Regions from separate parts of the Mus musculus genome. Here region 2 is linked to region 1. The links are chromatin loops, found by intact Hi-C in ENCODE. Cell type or tissue: gastrocnemius. All regions are shown on one strand. Links, peaks and the distances in the headings refer to the core of each region. The heading gives the core; the rest is flanking DNA.

Evidence for each region. Hi-C counts contacts between places; a loop is a spot of excess contacts. Peaks named below come from ENCODE experiments on the same cell type or tissue, not always from the same donor. Only the 100,000 strongest peaks of a DNase experiment are listed, where the experiment ranks them.
Region 2: a loop joins it to region 1, with 2.2 times the contacts of the local background. A loop is called at or near these places in 1 of 42 quality-filtered maps.

The regions. Positions count from the first base shown.
Region 1 is chrX:10,319,421-10,330,359 of GRCm38, reverse strand. It overlaps Otc (ornithine transcarbamylase), which reads right to left. Exons shown (of 10, transcript NM_008769.4): 10 at 9,336-10,517. The coding sequence ends at 10,458. Among named protein-coding and RNA genes, the nearest start is that of Otc, 73 kb to the right of the region's middle. In gastrocnemius, for the core only: no CTCF peak of the experiment used is centred there; no DNase peak of the experiment used is centred there.
Region 2 is chrX:10,228,775-10,236,774 of GRCm38, reverse strand. No RefSeq gene overlaps it. Among named protein-coding and RNA genes, the nearest start is that of Rpgr, 16 kb to the right of the region's middle. In gastrocnemius, for the core only: a CTCF peak has its summit at 3,557; a DNase peak (open chromatin) is centred at 3,581; H3K27ac peaks cover 1,897 bases.

The DNA.
Region 1 (10,939 bases), core at 1,595-9,594:
GTAGAACATGGTGTCAATAGTTGATCTTCTGGGAAACCCCACGGGGGTGACATTAGCTGAAAAACCCCACAAAGGGGAAGGAGAACCTATGTGCCCCTGTTGAGGGATGGAGCCACCCACCTATCTCTAAAATTTTTACCCCAGGATTTTATAGTAGCCAAATCATTAGAATTACCAGAGGTTGGATAGCCCAGAGACCTCAGCTAAAACCAAACATAATGGGCCAAAAAAGTCAATGGAATACTACTCAGATATTAAAAACAATGACTTCATGAAATTTGTAGGCAAATGGATGGATCTAGAAAATATCAGCCTGAGTGAGGTAACTCAGTCACAAAAGAACACACATGGTATGTACTCACTGATAAGTGGATATTAGGCAAAGAACGTGGAATACCCACAATACAACTCACAGACCACATGAAGTTCAAGAGGAAGGAAGACCAAAGAGTAGATGCTTCAGTCCTACTTAGAAGGGAGAACAAAATAATCACGAGAAGTAGAGGGTGAGAGGGACTTGGGAGGAAGAGAGAGGGGAGGGGAAATAGAAGGAAAAATCAGGTATGGGAAGAGATGGAGGAGATGTACAGAGAGTCAGGAAATTGAACAGACGTGTGTATCAATGGGGAACTGAGGGTAGCAACCAGAAAGTCCCAGATGCCAGGAAAGCAAGAGCCTCCCAGGACCCTACGGGGATGATATTAGCTGAAATATCCCCAAAAGGGGAAGGAGAACCTATGTGCCCCTGTTGAGGGATGGGGCCACCCACCTATCTCTAAAATTTTAAGGCAGAATTACTCCTGTCTAAAGGAAATACAGAGACAAAGAGTTGAGCAGAGACTGAAAGAATGACCATCCAGAGACTGCCCCACCTGGGGATCCATCCCACATACAATCACCAAACCTAGATACTATTGCAGATGCCAAGAAGTGCTTGATGACAGGAGCCTGATATGGTTGTCTCCTGAGAGACTCTGCCAGCGCCTGATCAATATAGATGCGGATGCTTGCAGCCAACTACCAGACTAAGTACAGGGACCCCAATGGAGGAGTTAGGAGAAAGACTTAAGGAGCTAAAGGGACCATATCTGGCATAAATGGGAGGGAGATCTTAGGTCCTGTGAAGGCTTGATGCTTTAATGTAAAGGAATGCGGGGCAATGAGGTGGGAGTAGGTAGGTGTGTGTGGGAGCACCCTCATAGAAGCAGGGGAAGGGGGGAAGGGATAGGAGGTTTGCAGGGGGGAATCCGGGAAAGGGGATAACATTTGAAATGTAAATAAATAAAATATCCAATTAAATTTTAAAAAGTCAATGATTACTAATGCTATTTGTCCTAGTTAGGATTTTATTGCTGGGAACAGACAACATGACAAAGGCAACTCATAAGAACATTTTATTGGAGCCGGCTAACAGGTTCAGAGGTTCCTTCCATTATCATCAAGGCAGAAGCACGGCAGTTTTCAGGCTGATATGGTGCAGGAGGAGCTAAGAGTTCTACATCTTTTTCCAAAGGCAAAACAGAGAAGACTGCCTCCCATGTGATTAGGAGGATGGTCTCCTTGCCCACCCCCACAGTGACACACTACCTTCAACAAGATTATACCTACTCCAACAAGGCCACACCTCCAAATAGTGTTGCTCCCTGGGCCAAGCATAGTAAAACCATCGCAATATTCTGCTATCTTCATTGGGTGGAGCCTAGCGCAGTGGTCATCAGAGAGATTTCATCCAGCAGCTGATGGGAGCAGATGCATAGATCCACAACCAAACATTAGGAGGAGCTCAGGGAACTATGTAGAAGGAGAGGAAGGGGTGTAGGAGCCAGAGGGGTTGAGGACACCACAAGAATACAGCCCACCAAAAAAACAAAACAAAACAAAACAAAAACTCAAAACACAAACAACAACAACAGCAACAACAAAGCCGGTCAGTGGTGGCACACACCTTTAATCCCAGCACTTTGGAGGCAGAGGCAGGTGGATTTCTGAGTTCAAGGCCAGCCTGGTCTACAGCGTGAGTTCCAGGACAGCCAGGGCTACACAGAGAAACCCTGTCCCGAAAAACAAACAAACAAACAACCTCCCAAAATAAAAACAAACAAACAAAAACAACAAAAGAATACAGCCCACAGAATGAACTAACCAGGGCTCCTAGAGCCTTACAGAGACTGAAGTGGCAATCACAGACCCTGCATGGATCTGTGCTAGGTCCTCTGCATATATGGTATGGCCATGTAGCTTGGTGTACATGTGGTACTCCTAACAGTGGGAGTCCCCAAAAGAGTCTGACTCTTTTGCCTGCTTTTGGGACCTTTTACTCCTAGTGGGTAGCCTCATCCAGCCTTGATATATGTTCCTAATCTCATTGTAACTTGTTATGCCATGTTCGATTGATACCCCTCGGAAGCCTGCTCTTTTCTGAAGGGCAACAGATGATGAGTGGATCTGGAAGAGAGAGGAAGAGGGGAGGAGACTGATTGGAGTAGAGAGAGGTTAAACTATGGTGAGGATGTAATGCATGAGATAACATGTATATGAAATATCTGACATTAAATTGTTTTTCTGGGAGTTACTAAAATTTAATCACCAAAAAATCCAAAATTCTACTGAGGATTCTTTCTCAATATAGAAATCATTGCAGCACAATTATGTGTGGTTTTCTATTCCCAATGTCACAGTGGAAAAAGCCTAGAAGAAATAATTCTTTGGCTCGTTTTATTAATTAAATGGATAGGTGTACTGGCTAGTTCTGTGTCAACTTGACACAGCTGGAGTTATCACAGAGAAAGGAGCTACAGTTGAGGAAATGCCTCCATGAGATACAACTGTAAGGCATTTTCTCATTTAATGATCAAGGGGGAAAGGCCCCTTGTGGGTGGGACCATCTCTGGGCTGGTAGTCTTGGGTTCTATAAGAGAGCAGTCTGAGCAATCCAGGGGAAGCAAGCCAGTAAAGAACATCCCTCCATGGTCTCTGCATCAGCTCCTGCTTCCTGACCTGCTTGAGTTCCAGTCCTGACTCCCTTTGGTGATGAACAGCAGTATGGAAGTGTAAGCCAAATAAACCCTTTCCTCCCCAACTTGTTTCTTGGTCATGATGTTTGTGCAGGAATAGAAACCCTGGCTAAGACAGACAGGATTTCTTATATATGTCAGGACCCAAGGGTCACTGTTCAAGTTTTGTTAATTTTTGGAGTTGTAGTAGTTATATAAAGGGGAAGACAAGAAGGAAAGTGGAAAAAGAAGATAAAAATAGAATTGATAAAATTTAATGTCAAACTGTCTTCCTTCACTGTTTTATTTTAAACTTTCAAAGAAAAATGTTAGTTTTCTTTAAAAATTTTCAGATCTAACAATTTCTTTACAGTTTTGTTTGAAATAGAAATTAAATTATGTGGAACAGAAAGTTAGATAATTTTGAAGAAAAACTGACTACATTTTTAACTAAAAAAATTTACAAGTTATATCTGGTTTAGGAAGAATACTAGAGCATAAATTTGGTTCAGAAAAAGTAAATTATCCCATCACCATTGGAGATCATGTGGTACTTGGACTAATGATTTTGTGTATATATGCTCATGTGTGGGTATGAAATCCAAATGTCAACATCTGATTTCTTCCTCGGTTATTCTCTACATTATGTTTTTGGATGAGTGGACATACTAAACCTGGTGCTCCCCCACTGACTAGACTGACTGTCCAATGAACTCTGGGTATCAGCCTATTTCCATGCCCCATGCCACATTAGGGTTACAGGTACACAAACCACACCTAGCTTTTCAAACATGGAACCTTGGGATCAGAATTTTGTGTGTCAGGCACTTTACCAATTTAGCAATTAGCCTGGCCCCACTACTTTTAAAATAGTAGTTTGAAGGTGAGCCTTCATAGACCATATAGCACCTGCTGGTTGAATTGTTCCAATATTCCTTGCTAAAAGAAGATATTCCAGTAAACCTAATTCTCTTTGTCTCTTAAGTGCTTCCAATAAACTTCAATTGATGTGAAGGCCAATTTTGACATTTATAGGAAAGTTTGATATTTTTCATGATATTACAGAATATTGTTTTATTGTATCTTCATTGTATATCTTTTTATTTATTTATTTATTAAGAATTTTCATTTACATTTTCAATGCTATCCCAAAAGCCCCCATACTCTCCCCCCCCTCCCCTACGCACTCACTCCAACTTCTTGGCCCTGGCGTTGGCCTGTACTGAGGCATATAAAGTTTGCAGGACCAATGAAACTCTCTTTCCAATGATGGCCGACTAGGCCATCTTCTGCTACATATGCAGCTAGAAACATGAGCTCTGGGAGATACTGGTTAGTTCATATTGTTGTTCCACCTATAGGGTTGCAGATCCCTTTAGTTCCTTGGTTACTTTCTCTAGCTCCTCCATTAGGGGCCCTGTGATCCATCCAATAGCTAACTGTGTGCATCCACTTCTGTGTTTACTAGGCCTCTGCATAGCCTCACAAGAGACAGCTATATCAGGGTCCTTTCAGCAAAATCTTGCTGCTGTATGCAATGATGTCAGAATATGGAGGCTGATTATGGGATGGATCCCCAGGTATGGCAGTCTCTACATGGTCCATCCTTTTGTCTCAGCTCCAAACTTTGTCTCTGTAACTCCTTCCATGGGTGTTTTTTTTTTCCCAATTCTAAGAAGGGGCAAAGTGTCCACACTTTGGTCTTAGTTCTTCTTGAGTTTCATATGTTTTGCAGATTGTATCTTGTAGCTTGGGTATTATGAGTTTCTGGGCTAATATCCACTTATCAGTGAGTATATATGATTTGAGTTCTTTTGTGATTGGGTTACCTCACTCAGGATGATGACCTCCAGGTCCATCCATTTGCCTAGGAATTTCATAAATTCATTCTTTTTAATAGCTGAGTAGTACTCCATTGTATAAATGTACCACATTTTCTGTATCCATTCCTCTGTTGAGAGACATCTGGGTTATTTCCAGCTTCTAGCTATTATAACTAAGGCTGCTATGAACATAGTGGAGCATGTGTTTTTCTTACCAGTTGGAACATCTTCTGGATATATGCCCAGGAGAGGTATTGCTGGATCCTCCAGTAGTACTATGTCAAATTTCTGAGGAACTGCCAGACTGATTTCCAGAGTGGTTGTACAAGCTTACAATCCCACCAAAAATGGAAGAGTGTTCCTCTTTCTCCACATCCTCACAAGCATCTGCTGTCACATGAGTTTTTGATCTTAGCCATTCTGACTGGTATGAGGTAGAATCTCAGGGTTGCTTTGATTTGCATTTCCCTGATGATCAAGGATGCTGAACATTGTTTCAGGTGCTTCTCAGCCATTTGATATTCCTCAGGTGAGAATTCTTTGTTTAGCTCTGAACCCCATTTTTTAATGGGGTTATCTGATTTTCTGGACTCCACCTTCTTCAGTTCTTTGTATATATTGGATATTAGTCCCCTATATGATTTAGGATAGGTAAAGATCCTTTCCCAATCTGTTGGTGGCCTATTTTTCTTATTGACTGTGTCTTTCGCCTTATAAAAGCTTTGCAATTTTATGAGATCACTTTTCTTGATTCTTGATCTTACAGCACAAGCCATTGCTGTTCCATTCAGGAATTTTTCCCCTGTGCCCATATCTTCCTGGCTTTGCCCCACTTTCTCCTCTATAAATTTCCCTGTCTCTGGTTTTATGTGGAGTTCCTTGAACCACTTAGATTTGACCTTAGTACAAGGAGATAGGAATGGATCAATTCGCATTCTTCTACATGATAACTGCCATGATAAGACATGATAAAAGCTGTCTTTTTTCCACTGGATAGTTTTAGCTCCCTTGGCAAAGATCAAGTGACCATAGGTGTGTGGGTTCATTTCTGGGTCTTTGATTTCATTCCACTGGTCTACTTGTCTGTCGCTATACCAGTACTATGCAGTTTTTATCACAATTACTCTGTAGTAAAACTTTAGGTCAGGCATGGTGATTTCCCCAGAGGTTCTTTTATCATTGAGAAGAGTTTTTGCTATCCTAGGTTTTTGTTATTCCAGATGAATTTGCAGATTGCTCTTTCTAATTCGTTAAAGAATTTTGTTGGAATTTTGATGGGGATTGCATTGAATCTGTAGATTGCTTTTGGCAAGATAGCCATTTTTACTATATTGATCCTGCCAATCCATGAGCATGGGAGATCTTTCCATCTTGTGAGACCTTCTTTAATTTCTTTCTTCAGAGACTTGAAGTTCTTATCATACAGATCTTTCACTTCCTTAGTTAGAGTCACGCCAAGGTATTTTATATTATTTGTGACTATTGAGAGGGGTGTTGTTTCCATAATTTCTTTATCAGCCTGTTTATCCTTTGTGTAAAGAAAGGCCATTGACTTGTTTGATTTAATTTTATATCCAGCTACTTCACTGAAGCTGTTTATCATGTTTAGGAGTTCTCTGGTGGAATTTTTAGGATCACTTATATATACTATCATATGATCTGCAAAAAGTGATATTTTGACTTCGTCCTTTCCAATTTGTATCCCCCTGATCTCCTTTTGTTGTATAATTGCTCTGGTTAGGACTTCAAGTACAATGTTGAATAGGTAGGGAGAAAGTGGGCAGCCTTGTCTAGTCCCTGATTTTAGGGAATGCTTCCAGCTTCTCGCCATTTACTTTGATGTTGGCCACTGATTTGCTGTAGATTGCTTTTATCATGTTTAGGTATGGGCCTTGAATTCCTGTTCTTTCCAAGACTTTTTTCATGAATAGGTGCTGGATTTTGTCAAATGCTTTCTCCGCATCTAACAAGATGATCATGTTGTTTTTGTCTTTGAGTTAGTTTATATAGTTTTGTGACCAATTATATGGTCAATTTTGGAGAAGGTACCATGAGGTGCTGAGAAGAAGATATATCCTTTTGTTTTAGCATAAAATGTTCTGTAGATATCTGTTAAATCCATTTGTTTCATAATTTCTGGTGTTTCACTGTGCCCCTGTTTAGTTTCTGTTTCCACAATCTGTCCATTGATGAAAGTGGTGTGTTGCAGTCTCCCACTATTATTGTGTGAGGTGCAATGTGTGCTTTGAGCTTTAATAAAGTTTCTTTAATGAATGTGGTTGCCCTTGAATTTGGAGCACAGATAATCAGACTTGAGAGTTCCTCTTGGAGGATTTTACCTTTAATGAGTATGAAGTGTCTTTTTTGATAACTTTCAGTCGGAAGTCGATTTTATTCGATATTAGAATGGCTACTCCAGCTTGTTTCTTCAGATCATTTGCTTGGAAAATTGTTTTCCAGCCTTTCCCTCTGAGGTAGTGTCTGTCTTTTTCCCTGAGACGGGTTTCCTGTAAGCAGCAAAATGTTGGGTCCTTTTTGTATAGCCAGTCTGTTAGTCTATGTCTTTTTATTGGGGAATTGAGTCCATTGATATTAAGAGATATTTAGGAAAAGTAATTGTTGCTTCCTATTATTTTTGTTGTTAGAGTTGGCATTCTTTTCTTGTGGCTGTCTTCTTTTTGGTTTGTTGAAGGATTACTTTCTTGCTTTCTCTAGGGCTTGGTTTCTGTCCTTGTATTGTTTTTTTTTTTTTGTTTGTTTTTTCTGTTATTATCCTTTGAAGGGCTGGATTCGTGGAAAGATAATGTGTGGATTTGGTTTTGTCTTGGAATACTTTGGTTTCTCCATCTATGGTAAGTGAAAGTCTGGCTGGGTATAGTAGCCTGGGCTGGCATTTGTGTTCTCTTAGTGTCTGTAGAACATCTGTCCAGGATCTTCTGGCTTTCATAGTCTCTGGTGAAAAGTCTGGTGTAATTCTGATAGGCCTGCCTTTATATGTTACTTGACCCTTTTCCCTTACTGCTTTTAATATTCTATCTTTACTTAGTGCATTTGTTGTTCTGATTATTGTGTGTCAGGAGGAATTTCTTTTCTAGTCCAGTCTATTTGGAGTTCTGTAGGCTTCTTGTATGTTCATGGGCATCTCTTTCTTTAAGTTTGGGAAGTTTTCTTCTATTATTTTGTTGAAGATGTTTGCTGGCCCTTTAAGTTGAAAATCTTCATTCCCATCTACTCCTATTATCCGTATGTTTGGTCTTCTCATTGTGTCCTGGATGTCCTGTATGTTTTGAGTTAGGATCTTTTTCATTTTGCATTTTCTTTGATTGTTGTGGTGATGTTCTCTATGGAATCTTCTGCACCTGAGATTCTCTCTTCCATCTCTTATATTCTGTTGCTGATGCTTGCATCTATGCTTCCAGATTTCTTTCCTAGGGTTTCTACCTCCAGCGTTGCCTCACTTTGGGTTTTCTTTATTGTGTCTAATTTGCTCTTTAGGTCTAGTATGGTTTTGTTCATTTCCATCACCTGTTTGGATGTGTTTTCCTGTTTTTCTTTAAGGACTTCTACCTGTTTGGTTGTGTTTTTGTGTTTTCTTTAAGGACTTGTAACTCTTTAGCAGTGTGCTCCTGTATTTCTTTAAGTGAGTTATTAAGGTCCTTCTTGATGTCCTCTACCATCATCATGAGATATGCTTTTAAATCCGGGTCTAGTTTTTAGGGTGTGTTGGGGTTCCCACGACTGGGTGAGGTGGGAGTGCTGCGTTCTGATGATGGTGAGTGGTCTTGATTTCTGTTAGTAGGATTCTTAAGTTTGCCTTTCGCCATCTGGTAATCTCTGAAGCTAGCTGTCATAGCTGTCTCTGGTTAGAGCTTGTTCCTCAGGTGACTCTGTTAGCCTCTATCAGCAGACCTGGGAGGCTAGATCTCTCCTTAGTTTCAGTGGTCAGAGTATTCTCTGCAGGCAATCTCTCCTCTTACAGGGAAGGTGCACAGATATCTGACATTCAGACCTGCCTCCTGGCAGAAGATGAAGGCCTGAAACAGGACCTGTCCCACAAGCTGTCACAGAAGCTGTTAGCTTCTGTAGTCCACACTCTCACCTATGCAGACTAGTCTTGGAGGGATCTGGGAACCAAGATCCCTTCCCCAGGTGCTCTGGCAAAGCCCTCCCGGGCAGGGCGGACACCTCTCCTCTGGCAGGGAAGGTGCCAGGATGTCTGGAGCCCGAAACGGGGTCTGCCTCAGAAGCTGTCCTTTAGGGACCTTGGGGGTGTCCACCGACTCTGCACCCAGGTGACCTGGTGCTGGTGCCGACTGGAAGGGATTTGGATCCTGGTCAGGCTGGGTTTTCTGCTTCCTTAGTACTGTCTCAGGTCCTGCGCAATTGGATTGGAACAGAAGTTGTGTTCCACTCACCAGTGGTCCATAAATCTAGTGGAGAGTCCTCTAGGGAACCTTGGGGGTGTCCGCCGACTCTGTGCCCATGGTGACCCAGTACTGGCACCAACTGGAAGGACTATATCTATTTTTTTTATTCATCGCTTGCTTACTCATTTAAGTCATCAATGTCTGTTAAAGAATATCAGTCAACCAGACTGAAAACATTTTTTTTAAAATAGGGGTGGAACATGAAGTAAATTACATTATTTGGTCCAGATAAAATGTGTTATTTTAAGAACAACCTCCTATATTATTTAAATTATCAACTAAAAATATTTATAATCATTTGATGATTTGATCACCCACAAAGGAGATCTATTCAAATTGTGATGAGAAAACGGCAAATGAAATGTTGGCAAATAGTAGATTTATGGAAATTGTCCATGTGTAGCATGAGTATATTTGTGATAAGCACAGATGTGAGAAATTAAATTGTTCCTAATGGAAAAATTGTAATTATGGACTATGTGAGTCTGTAATGGACACACATTCCTGGATGGGTACCCACAGCTCTACCATATCATATATTAACCAACCTTTCCAGTTACAACATGAACTAGTGGATACATAGATGTATACACTTGACAGACTCCAATATTTCCATAAATGATAAGAAAAATACTTCAGTATGGGCAAATTGTCCTTTTTAAAGAATTACATAATCTCTCTTTGACTGTCTGTCTTCCCTCATTGGCCTGAAAATTGTACTCATTTGCAGGATGTAAGTCATTTGATTTCTCCATTGGTCTTAAGGCCCATGAACTTACCAGCAGTTGACTGCCTGGCAAATGTTTATTTATAAATGAGCATGAATGATCCCTTATTAAGGTAATAAGCTTAGATTACATTTAATGACTTAGACATTGTAAGCAAAGTGTTTAATGTTTAGTGGAAGGAAATGTGTATGATAATTAATATGATACCCAAATGTCATTCAGAGGTTGTAAATTGAAGAGAGTGTTTAAACCAAGTCAAGCAGGATAATAAAATGCCAGGCACTTAAACTAAAAGCTTTAAGAAATTCTCATAATAGCAAAGCAATTACATAATCATACCATGCACTAGGGATGTGTTTACAATTTTAAATTCTTCTCTTTCCCACATAAACTGACTTATTCTATTGCTAAAGAACAGAGGGGTTTTTGTTGTTGTTGTTGTTATTGTTATTGTTTTGTTTTCTGTTTTTTTCCTTTTGACAGGCATCAAAACTTTGGCTTCTGGAGCACAGGTGAGTAGTCTGTCAGCAGGGATACCATGACAGCCTGGGATGACAAAAGAAAGAGAAACAAATGGATAAACATTAGCAACAGTCTGCCTTGGGAACTAAACCAAGAGAATTAGATTTCAGTTTTTCAGGCTTGGAATTTAAAATGTGTTTTCCCAAGGAAAGGATAAGGAAACAGGTCTCAACTAATACTTATTTTTGTTTAGATGAAGAAAGAGGGATTAGTCACACCCAAATATTTGCATGAACATCATGCTTATTTAAGACTCATTGCAGGTCAGAGACTTAAAGTGTGATACCATGGTGTTTACAATGAGTGGGTTTTCCAGTCAGTACTTGGAACATGGGTACTAGCTGCTTTTAGAACAATATAGTGCCCCCTAGCTCAGTTCCCCTCGTTTACTCTGTGCTTTTGCCATTTGGAACCTAGAGAAGTTTGAAAGAAGCCATATGTCAGTA
Region 2 (8,000 bases), core at 1-8,000, 92 kb after region 1:
GGACTGGGCGAAAAGGAGTTTTTAATATGTAGCAGCAGACCCTCATACCCAGGTTCCATCCTGGGACTTACTGTATTATCTTCATGCTTCTCTATACCCCAGAGGGGAAAAAGCCAAGTTGTACAATACAGAGGACCCAGTGAATGCTCCCACCTCGGACTCTGAAACTTGGATCATTGAAAATGTTGTACTGTTGAGATGAGATGTAGTATTGTAAACAACGAGCAGTGCTGATTTTGTCAAGTTCTCAGCCTGGTCTTGTCTTGGCAAGCAAGACCAAGGTTCCTCTAGACTACACTAAGGCATCAATTGTATTCAGACCTGCTCTTCTCTTCCCTGTTTACTACTCTCACTCAGTCACTTCTCTTCAGAATTCCTGTTAATTTTGCTTTACCTTGTGTTTTCTTACTAAATCTTATTTCTTTCAAGAACTCTGACTGACTCAGAAATTGCTATCATAAACTAAGCTGCAGAAAACCTTGATAAAAATCAGAATTGGTTGACAGGCACTAACAGCCCTCTTCAGGAACATAGCTACAAACTAGCTTATCAGTTGCCAATAGTAACCTGCAATGCCCATCATGTATCCGATTCAGATAGAATACTATGAAGGGCCTGAGGAATTCAGTGACAGCTAATGAGGTAGCTGTTCTTTATAATAAATAGCTTTATAGTATAAAAAAGTTATTTGCCTCGGTTGAACTGAGATGGCCAAATAGAAATTCAGACTTTGATCCAGTGTGCTGATGAATTATAATATTGGTGACATTTCCAGTCCTGACAGATTTTAGAGGTGCATATTGGGGTATTATCTGATTTAATTTGAAAGCTGAGGCATTGACACAGAAATATATGAGAGGATTTTAGTAGGCCCTGTGAAGGCTGAATCCTTAATTCTCATCCAATCTCCCTTGCCAGATTAAGAAAGCTCTCCTACCTTGCCTGATGAAACTGTTGTTACCTTGCTTGAAGCTAGTATTTCACCTGGGAGTTGCCCTGCCATGTGAAGTGGGTTCTCTTCCCCACCTCACTTCCCTACCAGCTGTCAGATTTAACATGCCCCAGATGGGAAGAGGTACTAACAAAGTCAAAAGCCGAGGAAAGCCAACACATTTCTAGATTTCTATTTTTTTTTTTTTGAAAAAAAAAATCTCGAAAGTGTACATGGGAAAGTATGTGCACAGAGAAGTGTGTATGCTGAGAAGTACACATGGAGACTACGAGGATGCTTAGTCAAGGCTGAGAAACGCAATCTTAGATCAGTGTGGATCGAACACACCTCAAAATTCCTTGTAGACTGGGCAGGTATTCCAAATCCAGGTGTACAGAAGGCGAGGGATCCAGTGAGCAAAGCTTCCCACGGGGTATGTCCCTTAGAGGGAGAGAAGGGCTGAGCCACTTATCCATGCATCTTCATTTGTAGTGGTTAATGGTTCCAGAGAGGTAGGGATAGGGGAATAAATACATTTAAGGATTGGTGGCAAAAAGGTTTTCACAAGGATGGAAACAGACTTTCCTAAATTAAGACTGTTGATGGTCCTGTGAAGGTTCATTGGAAGACATACCAAATGGAGGAATCTTAAGGCTGCCTTATCTATTACTCTATATTTCTAAAATAAACTACTCTGACTCTTACAAATGTCACATTGCATTTTAAGTATGTAAACGTTTTAGAAATGTCTCATGTGCAAATTGTGGCTAAAAAAAAAAAAAGCCCTAAGATTATATTGAAAGTCATGTTCATCGAAGTTTAGAAGAAAGCAGCACTCCCAAGAGCTGAGTAAGCTTGCATATGTATTTCAACTGCCCACATTTTGAACTCTTAACCTAGATGTAACTTAGCCCTCCCTGCCTTATTGTATAAAGATCTAGAACGATAAAGGTGGAAGGGGCATTCTTGAGCACAGGAAATGGAGGAAGGAAGGAAATGAGAGAGACGATGTAAAATTGCAAATACAAACCCCAGCCCACTGCATTCCCAATTGTCTTGCTGCCATAGATTGATAAAGACTTCAGAGGTCATTTACTAGTGACAGCTTCCTTTTCAAGAAGGGACAGAACATTCTTTCTGGATTTCGTTTATTTACTGAGGCTTGAACCCAGCACCCATACATACCTAAGAAGTGCTTTTCCACTGAGTTGTAGCCCCATCCCTGAACTCATTTTTTTTTAATATCTAGAAATCTCGTTATATGAGATTTTAAAAAAATATGAATATTTAAAGAAGAAAGCACATGGGTTTCCACTAGGGCACTCTGTGGTGATTGATACTGTCTCTCTATTCCTCAGCAAAGATGAAGGCAGGGTGACTGACCTCACCCAAATGGATATTCTCACTCAGGATTTTGTTCTTGAGCAAAATGTAATGGGACAGTGACATTAGCAGTATGTTGAAAGCAATTGCCGCACCTGGCACTGGTGTCCTATCCAGTTTGGTCCTGCTACATTGCTGTTCTAGATCCCTGTCCTTTCTTTTTCTGAGCCTGGCCTTCTCATTTAATCTGGGTACATACAGTGCCTGTGAAACTCATGCACATGCCATAGATCAGTGACTTGTCATGCCTTCCAGCTTCTGGTTGGGGTTGGCCACTGGAGGGGTCATAGAAGGGGAATGGAAGAATAGAGTGGAGTGGAGCTACACATTCTAACTGATTCTTCCACTCTTTGCTTGACACCTTGGTTTGACCTATTCTTAATACAGATGCACTGTTTTCTTCAAGATTGCCCCACCTTGGATCTCTCCTTTTGGGTTCCAACCAATGCTCTCTTCCTTCATTGCTCTGGGCTACATGGCAGTAACAGCCCCACTGATAGTAGTCTGAGTTCTAGCACCATTGCTTTCTGTTTGTTCTAACCAACTTCAAAAGAAACTATTTCTAAGTAATTTTTTTTCAAAAATTATCTAAAATTGCTCATGTGAGTGCATCCTTTCTTGGTTAATATTGCCATAAAGAAACACAGCAGACAGCATCCTAGGAAGAGGACCAAGAAGGAACAAAACCTCAGAATTAATATGAAAGGTGAAATTTCAAGTAAATGGTTATAAATGAAAATGAATGTATCTGAGGGACCCTTTTGGGCAAAAGCCGTCAGTGGCCAAGAGGAGAGGAAGGGAGCAGAGAGAGTAATGAGGCATGAATATGGTCAAAGTGTATCATGTACTTGGATGAAAGCATCATTTATGAAACCTGTCATTTCACTGAATATATGTTAATAAAAACGCCACTCAAAAGCATAGTTGAAAATAGTTCAATTGACACTTAGAAGCTTTAAAAGCCTGATTTCCAGTCATAAATGACAATGACTAATAGCTAATACAAGAGGAGGTTTGTGTTCACAAACATACAGTTGGTCAACAGTTGGGACATTTATTTTGAAAAGTCTGACAGTCATTAGGTTCCCCCTCCCTGATCCTATGATGCTGCTTAAAAAGCACATAGGTTTTTCCAGATGTCTCCTCTCCAGTGTTCTTTGCTGTCTAAAAGAAAAGCTGTGCTGTATTTGGAATGATGCAGCATGAGAAAGCTATTAATCTGGCTCCATCTAGATGTGCCAAGTTTAACTGCAGGGCTGCCTCCATTTGATTATGAAAGCTTGTACAAGCCATGCGATTTTAGAAAACCAGGCCATGAGACCCAAGTAATGGGAATGAAAGACATGCAGCAAGGTAAGTAATATGTAAAGAGCTTGCTGAAAGCCAGGCACTGTACGAGATTTGTTCACACCCTCTCATTTGAAAGCACACAGTCTTGCAAATTAGAAGTTTGGATCCAGATTAAACAGATGTAGAATAAGAAGTAGTGAAGAAACAACTCACCTGGGATACTAAGGCAGAAAATAACAACAAAGCATGAATGGAAAGCTTGGCTTCTATCAGACTTGTTCTCTTATATGAGCATTGCAGGGAGGGACGACTCCCCTGGGAAGTGTTCAAGTCAGTCTACATTGGTTGAAGAAAGCAAATAATAGAACATTTAGCTATGCCTACTTACTGTCCTAGTTTTCTGTCCATTACTGTGATAAACACCATATGCAAAACCAATGTGGGGAGGAGCGGGTTGATTTGGCTTACTAATCCTGATAACACTTCATCACCCAGGGAAGTCAGGGCAAGAAGTTGGAGGCAGGAACTGAAGGAGAGACCATAGAGAAACTATGTTTACTGGCTTGCTCCCTCTGGCTTGCTCAACTTGCTTTTTTTTATATATATACTCGGGACTACCTGCCCAGGAATGGTGCCCCCCCCCATAATAATAAAATGCCCCCACAAGCTTGCCTGTAGTCTAATCTGATAGATGTGTTTTCCTAGCTGTGATTCCTCCTTCTTGGATGATTCAAGCTTGTGTCAAGTTGAAAAACAAAACAAAACAAAACAAAAAACAAAACACCTAACCAAAACCACAATTCTTCGCTTCTTCATGACAGTGTTTTAAGTGTCCATCAGCTTCACCTTCAACTTCAAATTATTCTTCAAAGTAACCTTGTTTTCTAAACTTTAAATAAAGTAATTCTATTTTCAAAACAGTGTTTAAATGGGAAGACTAAGTGTTTCCTACCCCAGTAGTTCTCAGCCTTCCTGATGCTGTGACCCTTTAACACAGTTCCTCATGTTGTAGTGACCCCCAACAGTAAGTTAATTTTATTGTTGTTACTGTTATGAATTTCAATGTAAATATCTGTGTTTTCCAATCCTCTTAGGTGACCCCTGTGAAAGGGTTATTTGACACCCCCTCCTCAGAGAGTCACAACCCACAGGTTGAGAACCACTGCTATATACCTACAGCTTTTTGTAATGTATCAGAACACATCTCATATTCCAGCAACCGTTTAAAATGAAGAGTCAAAACATTCTTAGCAATCAGAGCCCTGCTACGCTGTGTGACCTACTAAAAGACAGTTAATGTCTCATTTGGATGCATAAGTTATGCCTATAAGAAAATAATGCTCCAGGTACTGCAAAAATGGCACCGTTTTATTAGAGCATGGTGTAATGGAAGGGGTTCAGTGATCCATGTCTAATAAAACTAGGACTGAATCATGGGCCAATATTTTCTAATAGAATCACTTACAGATCACTAACCTCTAGAAAGTGATTTAATAGTTCCTAGGACATATTTATTAAGTCACGCCAGGTGGTGCAAGCCTGTAATCTCAGTTACTTGGGAGGCTGAGGTAGGAAGATTGCAAATTCAAGCCTTGCTTGGCTGACCTGGTTAGACATTGCCTCCCCCACCACACCCCCCATGAAAGGGAAAATGAAGGCTGTGGAGCAGCTCAGACACAGAGCGCTTTCCTAGTCTCCGTTCCAGGACCCAGCCTTCATTCCGGGGACCACAACCCCCTACTACAAAAAAGGGAAGAAAGAAAGAGAGAAAGAAAGAGAGAGAGAGAAAGAGAGAGAGAGAGAGAGAAAGAAAGAAAAGAAAGGGAAGGGAAGGGAAGGGAAGGGAAGGGAAGGGAAGGGAAGGGAAGGGAAGGGAAGGGAAGGGAAGGGAAGGGAAGGGAAGAGAAGAGAAGAGAAGAGAAGAGAAGAGAAGAGAAGAGAAGAGAAGAGAAGAGAAGAGAAGAGAAGAGAAGAGAAGAGAAGAGGAACTTGAACTATTTTGGTTTAGATATCTGTAATATTTTTCTACCAACAATATACTTTTAAATACATATTATTAAAAAGATTATTTGCTAACAAAGACATTTTGTTTAAAAAAAATGTTGTCTCTCCATCCCATGATCTTTTTTCCCATCCTCTTTGTGTCGCCTGTGCCTAGCAGCATCCTTTCTACTTTTTTGTCTCATGTGACCTTTTACACCCTTGTCCCTAATTCCAGATACTTGTTGCCCCTGCTTGGTCTATTTAGTTTCAGATACTGTGCCATTCTCACTGCTCCTTATTTAAAGACATGCACATATTAAAAGTCAACATCTCCATCTGAGAAAATGTGAGCCACATGTCATCGTGACACTGAATCACCTCACATATCATAATATTTATAATTAGATTAATTTACCTGAAAATGTCATAATTTTGTTTTCTTGACAGCTGAGAGGGAGTTATGCTAAAGAAGTAATTATGCTCAGTACACATTATAAAGATTTTTAAAAACTATAATTTTATTGTCAAATTTTGTTTTGGAAAGGTCAGAAAAGTTAGATTCACTAGCCCTAATCCTGATGCAGAGAATCATTTCTCTTCTTTTGTTTTTTAAGACAGGATCTCACTGTGTAGCCCTGGCTGGCCTGGAACTCATTATGTAGGCCAGGCTGCCCTTGAACCCACAGAGATCCACCTGCCCTTGTCTCCCTAGTGCTGGAATTAACGGCATGCATCACTATACCTAGTTTGCCAACTTAAAAGGCAACCCCCCTCCCCCTCCAAATCCCCCCCCCCCAAAAAAAAACCAATCACCTTCATTGTTTGGTTTTTGAGACAAGGTTTCTCTGCATAACCCTGACTGTTTTGGAACTCTCTCTGTATCTGTAGATCGTGCTGGCCTCCACCTTGCAGATCCACCTACTGATGCCTCCCTAGTGCTAAGACTGGCCGTGAGCCATGCTGGGCTGGGTTGGGTTACATTGCTTGCTGAGATTTATTGCCGATTTGCAACTGAGCAAATAAGCATTCAAGAAAAGTACAAGGCCAGGAAACCTGTAACAAAATAGACTCCTCAGCGTACATCCAAAGGCACAGTAGTGATGCAGTTTATTTGAAATAGAATTAAATCTTGGGTATGTGAATACAAAAGAAAGGTGTTTAGAACTTTTTAAAATATGAAATGGGAGACTCTTAAAGACTGTTAGGCAGGGAAATACATGACTTAGTTTCTATCTTAAAATATCTGTCTGGCTTCTCTGTAATCATAAAAGAATATGAATTTGGAAGAAAAAGTTTTTTAAAAGGTAATACAATAATCCAGATTCTACCTTACCATTTCATAATTTTTTATTTATATAGATATTTTTATATTATTATTATTGTTGTTGTTGTTGTTATTCACTTCATATCCTGCTCACTGCCCCCTCCTGGTTACTCCCTCCCACATTCCTTCTCCCCTTCTCCCTTCTCCTCTGAGCAGATGTGGGGGGCCCCTGGGTATCTCTCCACCCTGGCACTTCAAGTCTCTGTGAGGCTAGGTGCTTTCTCTCTCACTGAGGGCAGACAAGGCAGCCCAGTTAGAACGTATGCCATGTATAGGCAACAACTTTTGGGATAATCCCCATTCCAGGTGTTCAGGACTCACATGAAGACCAAGCTGCACATCTGCTACATATATGCGAGCTGGGAGGGAGGCTTCTGTGATGCCACCAAAATTGGACCCTCACTGGGACTCCCCTGAGTCATTCTGTTGCTGCACAATGTCACGGAGAGTCTGCAGCTTTGGATCTGTAGCACTGGCCCTTTCAAGCACCCTAACATTTTGCAGATGATATTAATTTTAGGGTGAGCCAACTCAGATCCCTGGATCTTGGCCTGGGTGGCCATTGAGCTGGTCAGCCTTTGGGATCTCCCTTATTTGCACCACCACAGGGAGCTCTCCAACACTCCTCTGGCTAGGCCATCCAATGCCTTCATCAGCTTGCTCTGGAGGTCCTCCACATTCACACCTCCAGAGCAAGCTCCACTGTGCTGACCAGTCAAGGTGCAGTGTCCACTTTTGCAGTCCAAGTACTGCAGCCTGTGAGGGGCAGGGCTAGCTCTTCTGCTCTCACATCCTTGGGGGTGGCTCAGCTGCACCTTTGCCAACAGGGCCACCGTTTTGAGGTGTAAGGCCTGCTTTCCTGATTGCCACAGCCAGTGAGTAGGCAGGGCCAGCTCTTCTGTCCCCTGACATAGTAAAACATTTCAGATGCATATTAAAATATAGAGATTAACACATAGCCTTCTTTTTAATTAAAAAGTTAACAACATCTCACCATATTTGTTTTAGATCTCTCATCTTCAATTGTAGATATGCATCAAGTTTCACTGCTCAGTCTTCTTCTTGCCTTCTTATTCCAGAATGAATCGC